Regions from separate parts of the Homo sapiens genome. Here region 1 is linked to region 2. Evidence: chromatin loops called from intact Hi-C (ENCODE). Cell type or tissue: B cell. All regions are shown on one strand. Links, peaks and the distances in the headings refer to the core of each region. The heading gives the core; the rest is flanking DNA.

Region 1 (6,207 bases), core at 768-5,767, 290 kb before region 2:
AGGCGGGTGGATCACCAGAGGCCAGGAGTTCGAGACCAGGCTGGCCAACATGGTGAAACCCCGTCTCTACTAAAAATACAAAAAACAGCTGGGCGTGGTGGTGGGTGCCTGTAATCCCAGCTACTCAGGAGGCTGAGGCAGGAAAATTGCTTGAACCTGGGAGGCAGAGGTTGCAGCGAGCCAAGATTGTGCCACTGCGCTCCAGCCTGGGCAACAGAATGAGACTCTGTCTCAAAAAAAAAAAAAAAAAAAATTCCTACCCCCCTAGAATCATCCAGGCTGCCCATGCCCCTTTCCCTGGGAGGAGGGCAGGTCAGCATCTTCGCCCTACCTCTCCATGCCTATTCACAATGAATGCCAGCACCTCTGCCCTATTAATCCGCTTTTCGCAAGTGGATTCTTCCAAGAACCTTCATGGGACGGAGGGGAAGTCTTCCCTGGGCCGCTATATCAGAATGTCTCATCTCAAAATCTGCCTCTTAGATGTGGATGTTTCTGAGCTAAAGCCCACTAGGCAGCAGATTCAGGGAAGCTCTCAGCCTTGCCTCCCTTTGAGAGGAAAGCAGCACACAGCATCCCAAGACTAAGGCTCCTCCTGTTACCGCCTGGACAGGATGTAAATGCCCCTCACAGCCCTCAGGACCCAGAGACAGCCCCAGGACCCGCGCCCACCCACTTCATTCTTTTTCCCATAAACTCACCCTCCTGCATTCCCCCACCTCCGAGGGCCTCACGCTGCGTCCCTGTACCCCTCGGCTTCTCCATGTGCACTGGTCTCTGCTGGGCTCTGCAGAAGCCAGGACTCTAGGCACGGCAAAGTGCCTCTTCTCCCCTTTTCCAGGACACGCCCTGCACCGATGAACCTGTTTTCTGTCTTTTGCCACAGGAGTCTTTCCCAACCACAAATGTGTGGGGGTTCCGGAAAACCCTAATTTCTCCCCTTTGCCACTTAGAAGAAGAAACTGAAGGTCGAGCAGGTGGCAGGAGGGGTTTGTACGGACACAGCCCAGCCTGCCTAGAGAGGCCCCCACACCCAGCTCCCCAGGGCTCTGAGACCTGCTTCCTAATCCAATACTGGCAGGGCCCCAGCCTGGCCACAGGGAGAGGACGGGCCAGCACAGACTGCCCACTCACTCATTCATTCACACAGTCCTGCAGAGGGAGGGCTGGACAGGCTGCTGTTCCCTGGGGCCAAGATGGGGGAACTGAGACCCAGGGCGGTGAGTGGTCAGCAGCGAGCAGTGAGCAGTGAGGGGGGTGGGGCTGAGTGCCTGGGGCTGCAGAGCTGGGGTTGCTACATTTTATATAAACAGCTACATATTACATAAAAAGTGGCAACAAAATAACAAAAGACCTTGTCTTGTGGAATGTGGAAAACCACCTGACAAGGCAAGAATGCAGCCTGTGAGTGCGTGGTGTGGCCCAAGTGTGTGAATGCGCCTGTGTGTGCACATGTGTGAGCGCAAGTGTGGGTGTGTAAATACCCAGGACGGAGGGCGAGCCCCAAATCTCCCACGGGGACTGGGGCTGAGGCAGTAGGGCATCCGCTGCTCCTGCGGGGACACAATGAACATAGACACAGCAGAGCTGCTGCCAGCGGCTGCCCCCCGGGTCTGGGTGGTGAGGCAGGAGGCTGGGGAGGACAAGGGCAGAGGCGGTGAGGTCCCTGGCCCCCACTCACAGAGGCCTCGGGGCGGGACAAGGGCCAGGCTGGGGGACACCAGGCAGGGGTGTGGTGGGTGGGGCCTGGCCCGTCAGCGATCACTGTAGGCAGGGCCTCGACTCCTTGTCCACCCAGCTCCTTCCCTGCCCCCAGGCCCGTGCTCTGCAGCCTCTGAGCCTCCAGCCGGGCTGAGTCCCAAGGCAGTAGGTCTTCTTTCTGCAGATGCCTTTGGCCTGGCCCCAAGCTCCCCCTCACACTCCCCAAGACCACATACCCATCAGCTCCTCCAGGCCAGGACCACCCCGTCTCCCAGTGTGACCCACACAGAACACACCTCGGCATGCGCCTCAGGAGGTCCCCACTCCCTGCACACACACAGCCCACCTTGGCCTTACCTCGTAGATGAGGAAGACTTTGGCACCCACATAAATGCCCATGCGCGTCACAGCCCGGACAGCAGCGTTCATGCCTGTGGAGGTCAGGGCAAACCTGTCAGTCCCACGCTGAGAAGCAAGGCCCTGGACACCCTCCCCATCTCAGAGGACAGGGGGTAGGGGAGGCCTGGACACCCTGTCCATCTCAGAGGGCGGGTGGTGGGGGAAGGCCCTGGTCACCCTCCTCATCTCAAGAGGGCAAGGGTCAGGGAAGGCCCGGACGCCCTCCCCATCTCAGAGGGCAGGGGGTAGGGAAGGCCTGGTCACCCTCCCCATCTCAGGAGGCACCAGGCCAGGAAACTTGAGGACCAGCCCTGGGCCCCCGGGTGGAGGCTCGGGTGAACCCAGCAGGCTCTAGGCTTCAGCTTCCGAGCACCTGGAGTATGGTGCCCAGAGATAAACTGGGAACATCCCATGCAGAGCATGGCAATCAGGCATGTGTGGGTGTCCCGAACTCCACACCCCGCCGCCCCAACCTCTGCCACGGAGCCCCCACACTCACAGGCCACGGGGCCAGGCCTTGACCACAGAGCAGGATAAAAAGTGGGGCAGGTGGAAAAGAGGCCGGCACCTCCCACACCGGCCCCACCCCAGACATTCAGGCTGCGGCGTGGGGATGGAGAAGCCGGGGAGCACCTCTGGGCACTGAGGAAAGCACCTGCTGGAAGGGGCTTGGGCTCCTTCCTCCGCAATGAGATGGGGGACTGAGAACAGAGCCCCTCCGGCCTCAGCCACCCAGGGAACAGCACTGCCCTGCCCCAGGGCCTCAGGGACCCTCACCCCCCAGCCTGGACATGATGCTGGTGCCACCAGGCTCTGAGGTCACTTCCTCTTTCCTGTCCCCTTGCCCTCGGCTCCCAGGACTGCAGTGAAAGAAACAGTCTGTCCCAGCGGGGGCCTTGGCAAAGCCAGTTTCCTGGAGAGGGACATTAACGGGGGAGGCGGCACTCAGGAAACGCTGGTGCTAATGTACCCCACACCTTCTTCCCGAGAGCCCCCATCTCAAAAGATATCCATGACTTCATACAAAAGGGGCAGCCAAGACCACCTAATCTTCAGAGAGGAGGAAACCCACGCCAGCGGCCAGGGTCCCCTTCTGAGTGAGGTCTGGGGCCGTGTAACAGGCCTGAGTTTGTGCTTGCCCCTGGGACCAGCCCTGCTCTTCCTGCCTCCCTCCCAGCACCCATACCATGCCATCCATCCCTAAGCCATGCGGGTCCTCTGTCCCCAAGCCTCGTGCCCCTCAAAAGCCCCTGCCCTCCCACCCCCCTGTACTTGCAGAGGCTGGAGGTGCTGACCTGCTGGGGGCTCCTGCTCAAGCCTCGGCAGCTCCCTTGAACATGGAGACCCCCACGAGAGGACTCTCGACCTCTACCCTGGTTACACATGCTTCTCATCCGCTCTCCAGCTTGGCGTGGGGCTCAGCAGCAGGGAGCAGGTGTGAGGTGAGGTGCCACGCCTTGAGAAACCCCAGGGATCGGCACACTGTTCTCACGTAGCAGCCAGAGTATCTGCCACCATCCCCACACTACAGGAATCCAATGAGATCCCAGAGGGAGGGTGAGGGACCTTCCAGAGCCCAGCAGGTGGCAGCAGAGCCAGGACTCACCCAGACCCACCCTCAGGTTCAGTAGGTGGCCCTCTCCCCACCCAGCAGCCAGGGGATCCAACAGGGGGGCCAGAGCCAAGCCCGGCAGCCATCCAGAAGAAGGGGCACAGACGTTAGAATGGGCAGAGCACAGAGCGTGCAGGGAGCTGGAGCTGCCCACACTGGCAGCTTCTCCACTTGAGCAAGCAACGCCGTCTCTAAAGGAACAGTGCCTCCCTCACATCCCCACATAGATGGGAGCACGGCTGCTACAGCTGAAACTGGGGCGGGAACCCAGCAAGCATCCCACACACACCCAGAAAGCCAAGCCCCCCAGACAGACAGACAAGCTCCCCCAGAAAGACAGCCGAGCCCCCCAGACAGCCGAGCCCCCCGCAGACAGCCAAGCCCCCCGAGACAGACAGCCGAGCCCCCCCCAGACAGCTGAGCCACCCCAAGCACCCGACAACCAAAAACAGTCAGCAGAGCCAAGTCCTGCTGCCTGAGGCTGGGCGTCCAAGGTGGTGCTGTGAGTGCAGCGCCCTGTCCCCCACCCTCACTGGAGTTGGGGGCAGTGAGGGAGATCCACTCAGCCACAGCTGGCCGAAGCTAAGCCTCCGTCCCTCCCTCGCCCTCCCTGCAGACCTGGTCCCACCACAGGTCCAAGCCCACCTCTGGCAGGCAGCAGCTGAGGCAGGGCAAGGAGAGGGCAGGAGCAGCGCACCCAGGCCACCGTCCAACCACAGGGCCTCTCTGGTCTCCCCAGCTCCAGGCGGAGTCAATGTGCCACTGGGCGGGTCAGCCCAGGGTCACAGCCATCTCAGCAGGGGGCCTGGTGGGCTTGTCAGGGGACCTGGGAACGGCAAAGGGGCCCCAGGATCAGGGGTCAGCAAGGGTACCCCTCACTTCCAAATGTCTTCAGGGTGCTCTGCAAAATAAAACCTGCTTTGACGCCCGGAGACAATGAAGCTGCCAAAACCCAGCTTTGTGCTGAGCCCTTGGGAGGAGAACAAAGTGGCCATGTCACATGGCCACTTTGTTGTTGGGACTGGATTTTAGAACGGGACTGGAAAGGGACACGTTCTGGATTTTAGAACGGGACTGGCTGCGGCCTGAAGGAGGAAATTTTCTCTGTTAACCTCATTGGAAGCTGTAATCTTCAAAAGACCTTTTTAATGGCCCTTTAATCGGCTTTTCTTTCTCAAAATAAACCTCGGGCAGCAGTCGCCGACACCGCAGTCAGAGGGCAGGCAGGACAGTGGGCCTGCCGCTGCCTACCAGCAGGTGATAGCCACCCCTGCCCAGGAAAAAAGGCTGGAACAAAATCAATGTCTGAGGTTGGTGCGCTGGTTCCCAGTGACCTTTCCTCACCATTAGCTCCCAGGCAAGAAAGCAGTGAGCATGAAATGGTCACAAAGTTTAATGATCAGCTAAGGATGTAAGCATGAGCCTGAAGGCTCCAAACAGGAGGCCATGTCAGGGAGGCGTGGCGGGCCAGGAAGCTAAGTCCTCACCTGCGATAACAGGAAACCAACGTCCAAACACACCAGCCAGGGAAAGGCAGGGCACGGTGTCCTGCAGGGGCAGGGAGGGGGCACTAGACAAAGGGCCCAGAGAATTAAAAGTGCCCAGGCCAGGGCGAGATGAAGGTAGGCATAGGCAGGCCGGGCCATTTTTTTTTTTTTTTTTTTTTTGGTCAAGTCTGTTTTTTTTTTTTGAGACAGAGTCTCGTTCTGTCACCCAGGCTGGAGTGCAGTGGCGGGATCTTGGCTCACTGCAACCTCTGCCTCCCCGGTTCAAGCGATTCTCCTGCCTCTGCCTCCCGAGTAGCTGGGACTACAGGCATGTACCACCACGCCTGGCTGATTTTTGGGGTTTTTTCTTGTTTGTTTTTTGCAACAGAGTCTCGCTCTGTCGCCCAGGCTAGAGTGCCGTGGCTCGATCTCGGCTCACTGCAACCTGCACCTCCTGGTTCAAGCGATTCTCCTGCCTCAGCCTCCTGAGTAGCTGGGATTACAGATGCGCACCACCATGCCCAGCTAATTTTTTGTATTTTTAGTAGAGACGAGGTTTCACCATGTTAGCCAGGATGGTCTTGAACTCCTAACCTCAGGTGATCCACCAGCCTCAGCCTCCCAAAGTGCTGGAATTACAGGCGTGAGCCACCGCGCCCGGCCTGTTTCAAGTCTTCTAGCTACCTTTGCACAGGTTATTGTGCAAATAGATATCCTTGAACAACGCCCTCCCCTGCTCAACAGCACCAACCCCTGGCCAACAGGAAAGGCGTGACCCAGAGCCACACAGGACAGGACTTGTGGGCTGGCTGGAAGGAACTTGCAAGGTGGCCTGTCTTGTCCCCAACCCCCTTTCACAGAAGGGGAAATCAAGGCCCGAGAAGTCCCAGGACTGGGCAACACTGGCAGGATGGTGAGGCTGGCTGTTCCATACATCCAACAAACGCAGACTTCAGCATTGGGGCAGAAAGTGCCTCCCAGTCCCCACTCTCCTGCTGCCCGGCTGAC
Region 2 (6,207 bases), core at 404-5,403:
GTGCTAGTCCCTCTTCACAGGAGCCCGTTAGGCAGGAGGTTTAATTATGGGCTAAAGTCTATTAAAACATTTAGGGCCAGGTGCGGGGGCTCACGCCTGTAATCCCAGCACTTTGGGAGGCCGAGGCGGGCAGGTCACCTGAGGTCAGGAGTTCTAGACCTGCCTGGCCAACAAGGTGAAACTGTGTCTCTATTAAAATACAAAAATTAGGTGGGCATGGTGGTGTACGCCTGTAATCCCAGCTACTTGGGAGGCTGAGGCAGGAGAATCGACTGAACCCGGGAGGCAGAAGTTGCAGTGAGCCGAGATCGCGCCACTGCACTCCAGCCTGGGCAAGAGAACAAGACTCTGTCTCAGACAGAAAAAAAAAAAAAAAATTTGGAGAGCTTCAAAATATTATTAAAATAATTCAGGCCAGGTGAGGTGGGTCATACCTGTAGTGCTGGCTACTTGGCAGGCTAAGGGAGGGGTCACTTGAGCCCAGCAAGGCTGCAGTCGGCTATGACCATGCCACTGCACTCTAGCCTAGGTGACAGAGCGAGACCCCATCTCTAAAAAAATAATAATAATAAAATGAAGTGAAATAATCAGCTAGGTTTTAAAGTAATAATCTATTCTAATTACCCTTAATCTTTGGGAACTTTTCATTCTTCTATCCCTACATATACACAGTTTTTAAATTCACCTGAACCAGTTACATTCTATATTCTTCCCAGAAAGGTCTAAGCAGAATGCATTTTCACTGAAGTAAAATATTATACATTCTATGGAAAAAAAATTCACAACATGCATAAACTCTACTTTCATTTTAAAATGAACAGATCTGAGGTAATACCATTTCAAGTAAGAATTTAAAAGATTTTTGAAAACAAAAATGTTGCCTACTAAGAGAACTATGTACATAATATTAAAAAGTTAAGGGTTAATTAGCCTCTGGGTGGATTTTTTTAAAGCAATTGTTCATACCACCTTCTCCTTTCAAAACATGTATAGCTGAAAGAGAGGAGCAAGATGAAGGCATAAAGTGAAACCAGGCCAAGTGCTTCCTAAAGCTTCAGTCCCAGATATACCACAACATAATTTCAAGTGGGAAGTATGAAGTCAGCTTTTTACCTTCACTTTTAAAGTGATCATTTTTCAAGTTAACTTTGACAGTCTACTGAAGCCCCCTTCTCTTCTGAGACTCCAATGAATGAAAGTTTGCACCTTCTAGGACAGTGTACCATCCATGCAGAGATTAACATTCACTATGTTGCTTGAGGCCAAGGGTGGGGGCTCAAGCCTGTAATCCCAGCACTTCGGGAGGCTGCGCAGGTGGACAACCCAAGGTCAGGAGTTCGAGACCAGCCTCACCAACATGGTGAAACTCTGTCTCTACTGAAAAAAAAAAAAAACAAAAACAAACAAACAAAAAATTAGCCGGGCATGGCAGCATGCGCCTGTAATCCCAGCTACTCGGGAGGCCGAGGAAGGAGAATCGCTTGAACCCGGGAGGCAGAGGTTGCAGTGAGCCAAGATCATGGCCGAGATCATGCCACTGCACTCCAGCCTGGGCGACAGAGAAAGACGCCGTCTCAAAAAAGAAGAAGAAGGAAAAAAAAAAATTCACTCTGCTGCTCAAAACACAGGAAAAAACCCACCACCAAGATGACAATCCAATAAATCTGTAGGAAAGAAAACCGCATCCTTCAGCTGTCCGTGATGCACGCATGTACAAAACTAAACATTAAATATCTCCAACACTGGCAACCAGATAACAAACTTTACCCCTTTAGTTATGGTTGAATCCAATAGAGCTTAGGAACTTTCTCCTCAGAAATGTATTTACATAATGCCTATAAATACATATTGCTATTGAAATGTAAGCAAGCTAGGAGGTAGAAGATAAAATTAGATGTGTGGATGTCCGTACAGGCAATGAATGTGTATCCAGCATTCACAACGTGCACAGCACTTTAGGAGAAAAATGTTCAACCTCTGGAAGACAGTAAAACTTAACATGAACTGCGCATGGCTTCATCTTCCCTGAGCACTGGGAAAGCCCCTGGGAAATTGCAGGGCCTGCAGACCAGCTCTACCCACATCTGCCCTCTGGGGCTGAAGGTGCAGAGTAGGAAAAGACTTTCAGCTGACAAATATTCTGGGGAGGAAAAAAGACAGCTACTGCTGAACTATGCAAGTCTCCAATTTTAAATGAGACACAGTCCACTTCCCTAAGAAAAGTCTATCATCTCGTCTAGGTCTCTGTAGAAAAAAAAGAGAGAGGAGGAGAGGAGAAGAGACAAAATAAAGCAAAAGGAAGGAAAGAAATAAGTCTATCACCTAAAGCTGAAGCAACAAAATTCAACCTTCAATATACAGTTTCTCAGGGATCTAACAGGAAGGAACACAGCAGGTGCACACCCGCTGACAGAGTGAGAGGGAAACAGGAGTTCTCACGACATACAGTCTACTGTGGCCTGGGCACCCAGATTTTGCAACAGAGAGTGCTTCCTTTCCAAGCACGAAAGACAACTAGAAAAAAACTAACTGCATACATGCATGAAAATACAGAATACTGTCAAAGGTCAAAAATCGTAACAGTCTGAAACACCTCTCTGCAAGTCACCTAAAAGCCAACCAACAAACATTTCAATACTTCCCATAAGCTCACTGTTCTTAACCGTATTTAACTCTGGAGAGTCACACTTCTAAAATTTAGGGAACATTTTTCCCGTAACAGAAAAACAGTTCCTTTGTGTATGCATTAAAGGAGGGGTGCGGGGAGGACACGACACCCAAGAGGCACCAGGTGTCCGTAGTGTAGACTCGAGCGGGAGGCTGTTCATGGGGAGCAAGCTCGCCTAAGCGCCCGAGCCTCGGCTTTCTCATCCGTAAAATGGTTTGAGTGCGCGGCGGGGAAGTGTGTAGGAGCGAAAGCAGTCCCGGCGGCTCTGCCTGACGCTTCACCCCGCAACAAACTGTTCCTACTTCGCCAACGCCTGCAACTCTGCGAGCCCCCAAGGACTTCCCCGTAGTCGGGGAAAGGGCGCCCGCGGGCAAAACCGCCCGGCGGAAGAGGCCGGGGCCCCCAGGTCCCGGGCGCGCGGCTCAACGGGGGCGGGACGGGGCGGTGGCAGCCCCCGCTCCTCGCCCTCGACGCCGGCGCGCGCCCAGTCCCGGGCAGAGTCCGCCGGGTTCCACCGGCTCCAACTGCAGCCGGCCCGAGGGCGCCCCCCAGGGGTCAGAGGTCGCCCGGCGGGAAGGTCAGAGGGCGTCCCCGAAAAGTCAGAGGGCCCCGCCTCAGCCGCAGCCCTGGTCACACCTCCAGGAAGCGGCCCAGCCCGGAGCGCGCCGGGGGCTGAAGGTCTGGGGGCGCCGGGTGCATAACGCCAGGGCCCGGGCCCGCCCAACGACCGCCGCGCCCTCCCCGCCTCCGGGCACTCACAGGTGACGATGGGCTTGTTCTCCATGGTGTAGATCACCGGCGGCAGCGGCTCCTCAGAGGCGTCCATGGGCGTCCGGCGTCACCGGCCCGGCCCCCCGCGCCCCATGGGCAGCCCCGAGGCCGCGCCGGGCCCAGCCGGAGCCCGAGCCTGAGCGGCGCCGCCCGCCCGGCCGCGCCAGGCAGCTCCGGAGCCGGTTGCGCCGCAGCTGCCGCCCGCTGCTGCCGGCCTCAGCCACTTCCGGCCTCGGCGCCGCCGCATGACCATTTCCGGGGCGCGCGAGGCTTCACGGGGCGGGTCTTCGCCGCGCTTCGCCTCCGACGGAAGTGCGCCCGGGCCGGCCGCGCGGGACCGGGAGGTGGGAAGTGGGAGGCGGAGCGGGGCTCCCGGGACACGTCCATCTTCCTCCCTCGGCAGTGGGCGCCCCGCTGGGCCCTGCGCCGGAGCTGAGGCCAGGACTCGGCAGGCGGGCCTCGCGCGCGGTGAGCGAGCCTGGACGCTCCCGGACCAGAGACGCCGGCCTCGCTGCCCTCGCGTTCCCCGCAGCTCGGGCGTCCCGCGGCGGGCCGCTGCTCCCCGGCCGGGCTCCTTATCGCGCTGGGGGCTCCCGCAGGCCCTCGCCGCTGAGTGTCCCCGGCGCGTGCCTTCCGCCTACCGCTGGGCTCTTCCCGTTTCCCTCACGCCGCAAATGTTTTTGTGGGGACCTGGCCCTCGGCATTTCGGAATGCCACAAAATAAACCTCACACTTAACTGCATATGGGCTTCTTGTGCACGTAAACGGGGGGGGCGGGGCGCGGGTGTTTCTTTTTCTTTTTTTCTTTGGAGCAGGGTCTTCCTCAGTTGGCTCAGGCTGGAGTGCAGTGGCGGGACACGGCTCACTGCAGCCTCCACCTTCCAGGCTCAAGCGATCCTCCCGCCTTGTTTCCCCCCGCCCCACCCCCTCCGCCAGTAACTGGGACCACGGGGGCAGCCACCACGCCCAGCTAATTTTTTTCTTTTCTTTTCTTTTGTCGGGATCTCACTATGTTTTCCAGGCTGGTTTCAAACTCCTGGGCTCAAGTGATCCTCCAGCCTTGGCCTCCCAAAGTGTTGAGATTACAGGTGTGAGCCATCACTCCCAGCCATAAAATGACAAAAACTGTCAACCAAAAATAATCAAAAGGGTCAGAATCTAGAGTTTAGTCAAATGCGAAGCTTGAGGCGCCCAGGAAACATTATAAAGAATGGAAGTCAGTGTTCTCAAACGTAGAAATTTGGGGTCGTTTCTATAGCCAGCGTCTCGGGAAGCCTAACCGAATTTCAGCGTCTTTTCTGTATAAGGCCTAATGCATAGTTACAACAGTCTGTTTAGTCGAGGTGGTCTTTTTCTTTGGGGACCCACTGAAGATGAAACAGTCCTGGGGTCTCTGTGCTGTCTGGTCTAAGTCAGGTACAGGACAATGGAGACAGCTAATCTGTAACAAAAATCACCAAATGGGAAGGGGGAGACCTGGTCTTTCTTAGTCATTAACAGCAGCAGTCCCCAACCTTTTTGGCACCAGGGACCAGTTTCATAGAATGCAGTTTTTCCACAGACAAAGTTGGGGTGGTTTCAGGACGATTCAAACACATTTCATTTATTGTGCACTTTATTATTTTTATGTTGTAATATGTAATAAAATACAACTTCCCATAATGTGGAATCAGTGGGAGCCCTGAGCTTGTTTTCCTGCAACTGGACGGTCACATCTAGGGATGATGGAAGCCAGGGACACATCATTAGGGATGAGATTCTCATAAGGAGCACGCAACCTAGACCCCTCCAATGTGCAGTTCACAACAGGGTTCACCCTCCTAGGAGAATCCAGCGCTGCTGCTGACCTGACAGGAGGCGGAGCTCAGGCGGTAATGCCAGCGATGGGGAGCAGCTGTAAATACAGATGAAGCTTTGCTCCCTGGCCTGAAGCTCACCTCCTGCTGTGTGGCCTGACCGGTATGTGTCTGTGGCCCTGGCGGTCGGGGAGCCCTGATTTACAGAGCAGCCACAATGAGGAAGACACTTGTGCTCAAGAACAAGGAGGAAGAGCATTAAACTGTAATCGAAGAAGCAGAATTGCAAACTTGCTACTGACTCAGTCTCCAGGGCTTAACTTCACCCTTGGCATCATAAGTTTAGAGAGTCCTGAAGTTTTTTTTAACAAAATGTATATATGAGATAGTTTGGGTGTGAACACAGCTGCTAAATGTGTGAACATAGTGTAGTGTGGTGCACTGTAATGGTGTGAGAGGCAAGAGACCAGACTTCTGGGCAGCTAAAGCAGCAGGCCGGCAAGGCAGGGCACTGGAGGGGAAGAAGCTTAGCAAGAGTGGGGAGCCGAAGTCGATGTAGGGTTCCCTGAAAGTCCTTGGCCTAGGCTGGACTACACGTGTGGGACGACTCTATGGGTTTACCAGGAAGCGGCTGTTACAGAGTTGAGGATGGCACAAAGACTAGAGGTCCAGTAGTGCTACAGGAAAGGACTTTCCGTTTTGTTTTCTTTTCAGACAGTCTTGTTCTGTCACCTAGGCTGGGGTGCAGTGGTTTGATCGTTATCTCAGTGCAGCCTAGAACTTCTGGGCTCAAGTGATCCTCCCACCTCAGCCTCCCAAGTAGTTGGGACCACAGGTGAGTGCCACCACGCCCGGCTAATTTTTTCTTTTTTTGTAGAGAGAGGGTCCCACTCTGTTGCCCAGGCTGGTCTTGAACTCCTGGCCTCAAGCAGTCCTCCTGCCTAATCCTCCCAAAGTGCTGGGATGACGAGT

The links. A loop is a pair of places that touch in the nucleus more often than their neighbours do. Peaks named below come from ENCODE experiments on the same cell type or tissue, not always from the same donor. Only the 100,000 strongest peaks of a DNase experiment are listed, where the experiment ranks them.
Region 1: a loop joins it to region 2, with 4 times the contacts of the local background. A loop is called at or near these places in 13 of 110 quality-filtered maps.

What each region holds. Positions count from the first base shown.
Region 1 is chr21:44,302,606-44,308,812 of GRCh38, reverse strand. PFKL (phosphofructokinase, liver type) reads right to left here. Exons shown (of 22, transcript NM_002626.6): 2 at 2,059-2,132. Among named protein-coding and RNA genes, the nearest start is that of PFKL, 5.7 kb to the right of the region's middle. RefSeq lists enhancers at 573-1,226, 1,882-2,535, 2,536-3,190, 3,230-4,029. In B cell, for the core only: CTCF peaks have their summits at 3,482 and 3,681 (motif pointing right); DNase peaks (open chromatin) are centred at 3,692, 5,234 and 5,567; H3K27ac peaks cover 1,266 bases.
Region 2 is chr21:44,009,781-44,015,987 of GRCh38, reverse strand. TRAPPC10 (trafficking protein particle complex subunit 10) reads right to left here and starts at 3,679. Exons shown (of 23, transcript NM_003274.5): 1 at 3,428-3,679. The coding sequence starts at 3,494. RefSeq lists enhancers at 2,175-2,224, 2,245-2,304 and silencers at 2,855-3,524, 3,675-4,054. In B cell, for the core only: CTCF peaks have their summits at 3,065 and 3,266 (motif pointing left); DNase peaks (open chromatin) are centred at 2,057, 2,427, 3,387 and 3,737; H3K4me3 peaks cover 3,414 bases; H3K27ac peaks cover 3,717 bases.